Linked DNA regions of Homo sapiens: region 1 is linked to region 2. The links are chromatin contacts, found by Hi-C or POLR2A ChIA-PET in ENCODE. All regions are on one chromosome and are shown on one strand. The core of a region is the stretch at or near the end of the contact, and the rest is flanking DNA. Distances in the headings are between cores, read along the strand shown. Region 1 overlaps METTL16 (methyltransferase 16, RNA N6-adenosine). Region 2 holds the start of CLUH (CLUH binding protein of NUMT mRNA).

Region 1 (2,700 bases), core at 29-2,528, 290 kb after region 2:
TGGGGTTTCACCATGTTGGCCAGGCTGGTCTCAAACTCCTGAGCTCAATCCATCCGGCCGCCTCGGCCTCCGAAAGTGCTGGGATTACAGGCATAAGCCACCACACCCAGCCTAAAGTTTCTACTTTAAAGAAAGAAATTCTCAGGCTGGACACGGTGGCTCACACTTGTAATCCCAGCACTTTGAGAGGCCGAGGTGGGTGGATCACGAGGTCAAGAGATCGAGACCATCCTGGCCAACATGGTGAAACCCCGTCTCTACTAAAAATACAAAAATTGGCTGGGCTTGGTGACGTAGTCCCAGGTACTTGGGAGGCTGAGGCAGGAGAATCGCTTGAAACCGGAGGTGGAGGTTGCAGTGAGCCGAGATGGCGCCATTGCACTCCAGTGACAGAGTGAGATTCCATCTCAAAAATAAATAAATGAATAAATAAATTTTCAATACAGTGGTGGCATTGGTTTTGTTTTTTTTTTTTTCTAAAACGGAGTTTCACTCTTGTTGCCCAGGCCCAGACTGGAGTGCAGTGGCACAATCTCGGCTCACTGCAACCTTTGGCTCACTGCAACCTTTGGCTCCTGGGTTCAAGCAATTCTTCTGCCTCAGCCTCCCGAGTAGCTGGGATTATAGGTGCGTGCCCCCATGCCCAGCTAATTTTTGTATTTTTGGTAGAGACGGGGTTTCACCATGTGGGCCAGGATGGTCTTGAACTCCTGACCTCAAGTGATCTGCCTGCTTCGGCCTCCCAGAGTGCTAGGATTACAAGCATGAGCCACCGCGCCCGGCAGGTGCCATTGGTTTTTAAAGTGGAACTTGAGTCCCTCTAGTGGGTAGGGTATAATTCACCTTCCCAGCTTGAGATAGAATGGAAGATGCCAGTCGTGATTTTCTTGGAACCAGCTTTGAAATCCAGTCTTCTCATCAGCGCCGGTGTCACCCTCCCCAGCTAAAAGGCAGTGCTTAGCTCGCCGCCGGCTTGGTCCCGACATCAGCCACGATTCAGGAGTCCTCCTCCTCTGCCCACGTGATCTTAGTGGCCCTGATCCTTCCTCGCATGTCATCTCATGGCTGTGGTTCACCGGCTGCTTTATCTCAAGCCTCAGCCAATATAAACTCAAACTACAAGTTGATGATGTTTCTGCCCTGCAGTTCTTTCCAGCCAAGAACACAGTGCCCCCAGGGTCCTCGAGTTGTCATGAAATAAATAATTGTGCAGGTCTGCTTTGGGTACCACAGGTACACGAAGGACGTTTAGCAGTTGGAGGAGTTACATCTGATAGCCAGAACAAAGGCAGTGCGGTGCGGCTGGAAAGAACGTGGGTTCGGCGTTCAGTCCTAACTGCAGTTACTGTGTGACCTTGAGCTGTGTGACATAGCCTTTCTGTATCTTCGTTTTCCTGGAGATGCCTAAACTATCTTGTGGGGTTCTTATTTTTTTAATTAAAAATTTTTTTTTTCTTAAGAGACAGGGTCTCACCCCGTTTCCTGGGCTAGATTGCGGTGGCGCAATCAGAGCTCCCTGCAGCCTGGAAGTCTTGGGCTCAAATGATCCTCCCTCCTCTGCTTTCAGAGTAGCCGGGACCACAGGCATACACCATTGTGGCTGACTAGTTTTAAACGTTTTTTTAGAGATGGAGGTCTTACTATGTTGCTGGGGCTGATCTCAAACTCCTGGGCTCAAGTGATGCTCCTGCCATGGCCCCCCAAAGTGCTGGGATTATAGGCGTGAATGACTGCACCTTGCAGGGTTGTTTTAAGTGCTGGACATAACACACACAAAACCCTTTGTGTTTTCAGTGCTCTATGATTGGTAGCAGAAGTTGTGGAAATTTTCTCTGAGTTCATTACAATGCATGAGGTTTAATTATTCGGATAACTTTCTTCTCTTTTCTATGCTTCCTTTTTCTTGCAGTCACCACCAAGTAAGCGAAGAAAATTAGAGAAACCGAGAAAACCCATAACATTCGTGGTGCTGGCGTCCGTGATGAAGGAATTATCCCTCAAAGCATCACCTCTGCGCTCGGAGACGGCGGAAGGCATAGTCGTTGTCACGACATGGATTGAAAAAATTCTCACTGATTTGAAGGTACCTGCTTAACCATATTGACGAAGTACTCATAATGATCCTTCTCTTTTTTCTTTTTTCTTTTTTTTTTTATTGAGAGTTTGGAGAGAGGGGAAACGTGATTTCCCACAAAATTCTGTTTTTCCTCCAAACAGGTCCAGCATAAACGAGTTCCCTGTGGAAAAGAGGAAGTCAGCCTTTTCCTAACGGCCATAGAAAACTCCTGGATTCATTTAAGGAGAAAGAAAAGAGAGCGTGTGAGACAGCTGAGAGAAGTTCCCCGAGCTCCTGAGGACGTCATTCAGGCCTTGGAAGAGAAAAAGCCCACCCCCAAAGAGTCTGGCAATAGCCAAGAACTGGCCAGGGGCCCCCAGGAGAGGACCCCCTGTGGGCCTGCTCTGCGGGAAGGCGAGGCTGCCGCTGTGGAGGGCCCGTGCCCGAGCCAGGAGTCCCTGTCCCAGGAGGAAAACCCGGAACCCACGGAGGATGAAAGGAGTGAGGAAAAGGGAGGGGTGGAGGTTTTGGAAAGTTGTCAAGGCTCTAGCAACGGAGCCCAGGACCAAGAGGCTTCTGAGCAGTTCGGCAGCCCAGTGGCTGAAAGGGGGAAACGTCTCCCAGGAGTGGCCGGACAGTACCTG
Region 2 (2,700 bases), core at 192-2,691:
TGGAATTACAGGCGTGAGCCACCGCGCCCGGCTTTTTTTTTTTTTTTTTTTTTGAGACGGTGTCTGTGTCACCCAGGCAGGAGTGCAGTGGTGCGATCATAGCTCACTGCAGCTTGGAACTCCTGGGCTCAATCTGAGCCGTCCTGAGTGATACTCCCAGCTCAGCTCCCAAGTAGCTGGGACTACAGGCGCGTGCCACTACACCTGGCTTTTTTTAAACAATATTTTTTGTAGAGACGGGGGTTTTGAAATGTTGCCCAGGTTGGTCTCAAACTTCCGAATCCTGAACTCAAGTCATCCGCCTGGCTTCGGCCTCCCAAAGTGCTAGGATTACAGGCGTGAGCCGCTGCACCGCCCGGCCGAGAAGAATCTTACCAGTTCTCATCTTCCTTCCTCCCGTTTAAATGCTCACATCAAGTCGCTGGCTTTCCTCACCACGTGCTCTCCAGAACAAGGTCGGCTTTCCTTCGCAATTTGTGCGAGGCCCTACCTAAGGCCCTCCCAGCCCACCTCGGGAAGCTGAAGCTTTCCAGTTCTCATTAGAGCTTGACAAACGCTCCGAAGGTTATAGGCCTCGGGTGCTTCCCAAAGGCCCCCTGCGGCCTGGCCAGGAAAGACCCACCGGCGCTCTCTGCCTGGAGCACTTCAACTCACTGCAAGACCTGGTCCCAATGTCCCCTCTGCAGCATTCTCTGACCTCACCGTTCCGTCCCCGCCAAGCCCCTGCCAAGTGAAAAATACGAGTTAAAGCGTCCTGGCTGTGGATGGAGTCAGACCCGGCTCTACCCCTTGCTCTCTGTGTGACCTTGGTCTCGGCCTCCTCCACTGTAAAATGAGGACACCAGCCTGGAGGTGAGGACCCATGGGTCGAGGACGCGGGTAGGGAGCCCGTTCTGGCTCGGGGCAAAGTTTGGCGGGTCCATTCTGACTCTTGATCCCCATTAGCCACGTCTCGCCCTCGCCTCTCGTGCCCGTGCCCTAAGCGACCCTCCACTCCCTCAATAATCCAGCCGCACCCATTCGGCGGGAAAGGGCCTGCCGGGTGGGGAGGGCGCTGAGGGTCACGCGAACACCGCAGATGACAGACTGCGCGGTCATTTAGCAAATCTGCAAGAGAAAACAGGGGATCCTTGGAGAGGGGAGGATTAGCCATGGCAGAACCAGACCAGTCTCCACCCAAGGTCACAGTGCCCGCCCGACGGGCAGCGAGCAGCAGGGAGTCTCCCCGAGGCCCCGCCCCGCGAGGGCGCCCAGCCTCCCTGGGCCTTGAGTCAGAGTGCGTTGCCTTTAAGACGTTCTGGAAAGTCACCGCGTCCGTGGGCGGGGAACCAGGCGCGGCGCGTTTTGTCCCTCGCGGGCCGCCGTGGGCTGGGCCGGGCGCGAGGGTGGGGCAGGGAAACGGCGGCGGGGTCAAAGGCCACGGCGCGCACCACGTGGGCCGGTGACTCCGTCCTTCCCTCAGCAGCCGCGGCGCGCAGGGCACTTGGGTTAGTGGCGCGGCGGGCGGCGCGGACAGCCGAGGCGGACGCCCGCTCCCGCCACCATGGTTATCAAGACGGACGAGTTGCCGGCGGCCGCCCCGGCCGACAGCGCCCGGGAACACGGCTCGCAGGCCGGGGGCAAGGGGCGGCCGGGCGCGGCCGGTGAGCGGGGCCAGGGCCAGCGGGCCGCTGGGCGGGGGGCGCCGGACCAGGGCGGGCGGGTTCGGGACTCCGCGGGGATCGCCGCCTTCCCTCCGCGTCGGGCCCGGTTGTATCTCGCTGGGGCCTTCACCGGGTCGCCCCCGCGCTGAAGGTCACCTTCACAGTCGCCCCCGGCTGCGGCCCGGGTTTCGCACGTGCGGTCCCGTGGAGGGCAGCCTCGGCTGGCACCCTCGGCGGGCACACGCGCGCCTCATCGCGGGGACACGTGCGCGCACACGCGGTTTCGGGGTGCGCCGCCGCCGCAGACCGAAAGAATCGGCGGCCCCACCCCCTCTGCGCCCGAGCATGGGAGCTCTCTGAGCTGGGGTCGCTCCGACGTTTGCGGGACAGCCCCCTTCGGCACCTGCTCCGCGGCGGCCTCCCAGGCATCCCCTGTGCGCAGGGCTGCAGCCCTGGGAGTGAAGCTCCGCTCGAGGCTTCCCAGGCTTGGTTTGTGGGAAGAGCACGAGGTGCGGGGTGTGCGTTGTGAGGGGCGTCCCTGGTTCATGCCCTGAGGCCAGGCTATAACCGCAGGTCTTCAGGCTGTGGCGGAGACTCTCAGGTGTGTTGGCCTGCTCGGCCGACCTGGTGTAGGGGGCGTCTGCCTTTGCATGGGGCAGAGCCAAACTCCTTGGCAGGGGGAAGTGTTTGTGCCAGAACTTGATCATTAACCTGCCTTATTGCGAAAAGTGGGTCAGACCAGAGTTGCTGTTTTTAAGGCAAAGGTCGTTAGTGTGGAGTCAAGCTCCCAGCGATCCCCCATGGGGGCTGTATGGTGGTGACTGTGGCAGTGGCTGCAGCTTGTCTCGGGTGGGGCCTGCTTTCCCTTTCTCCTGAGCCCCTTCTCTTCCTTCTGTTCCCTCCACCGTGTCTCAGACTCCAGCCTTGGGGCTGGAATCCCCTTCCCAGGCCCTCAGTCGTCATCTTCCTCAGGCCCTCTTTGCTCTGGGTGGCAGTGGAGGTGCAGAGCTACTCCTGTCCCCCAGTCCCTCCCTCCTCCGTCGACTGTCCTCAGTTG

The links. Hi-C counts contacts between places; a loop is a spot of excess contacts on that map. ChIA-PET counts read pairs that join two places held with the same protein, here RNA polymerase II (POLR2A). Pooled maps may share reads with other maps.
Region 1: a map of sigmoid colon shows a loop between it and region 2 (5-fold over the local background). The contact joins the enhancer-like site here to the promoter of CLUH in region 2. A Hi-C loop is called at or near these places in 7 of 168 maps with a recorded cell type or tissue (Right ventricle myocardium inferior, dorsolateral prefrontal cortex, head of caudate nucleus and 4 more), 1 of 37 single-sample maps with no recorded cell type and 15 of 50 pooled maps. POLR2A ChIA-PET finds 5 or more read pairs at or near these places in 2 of 52 experiments (activated CD4-positive, alpha-beta memory T cell and activated T-cell).

The regions. Positions count from the first base shown.
Region 1 is chr17:2,420,114-2,422,813 of GRCh38, reverse strand. METTL16 (methyltransferase 16, RNA N6-adenosine) reads left to right here. Exons shown (of 10, transcript NM_024086.4): 9 at 1,910-2,083; 10 at 2,218-2,700. Among named protein-coding and RNA genes, the nearest start is that of MNT, 20 kb to the right of the region's middle. Within about 2 kb of position 1,278, at least 3 of the 41 ENCODE cell types and tissues checked have a DNase peak (open chromatin) inside an H3K27ac peak, as active enhancers do.
Region 2 is chr17:2,710,505-2,713,204 of GRCh38, reverse strand. CLUH (CLUH binding protein of NUMT mRNA) reads left to right here and starts at 1,441. Exons shown (of 26, transcript NM_001366661.1): 1 at 1,441-1,643. The coding sequence starts at 1,544. LOC105371592 (a long non-coding RNA gene) reads right to left here and starts at 896. Exons shown (of 2, transcript NR_136412.1): 1 at 806-896; 2 at 372-723. RefSeq lists enhancers at 176-1,071, 1,072-1,968 and silencers at 1,133-1,312, 1,443-1,562.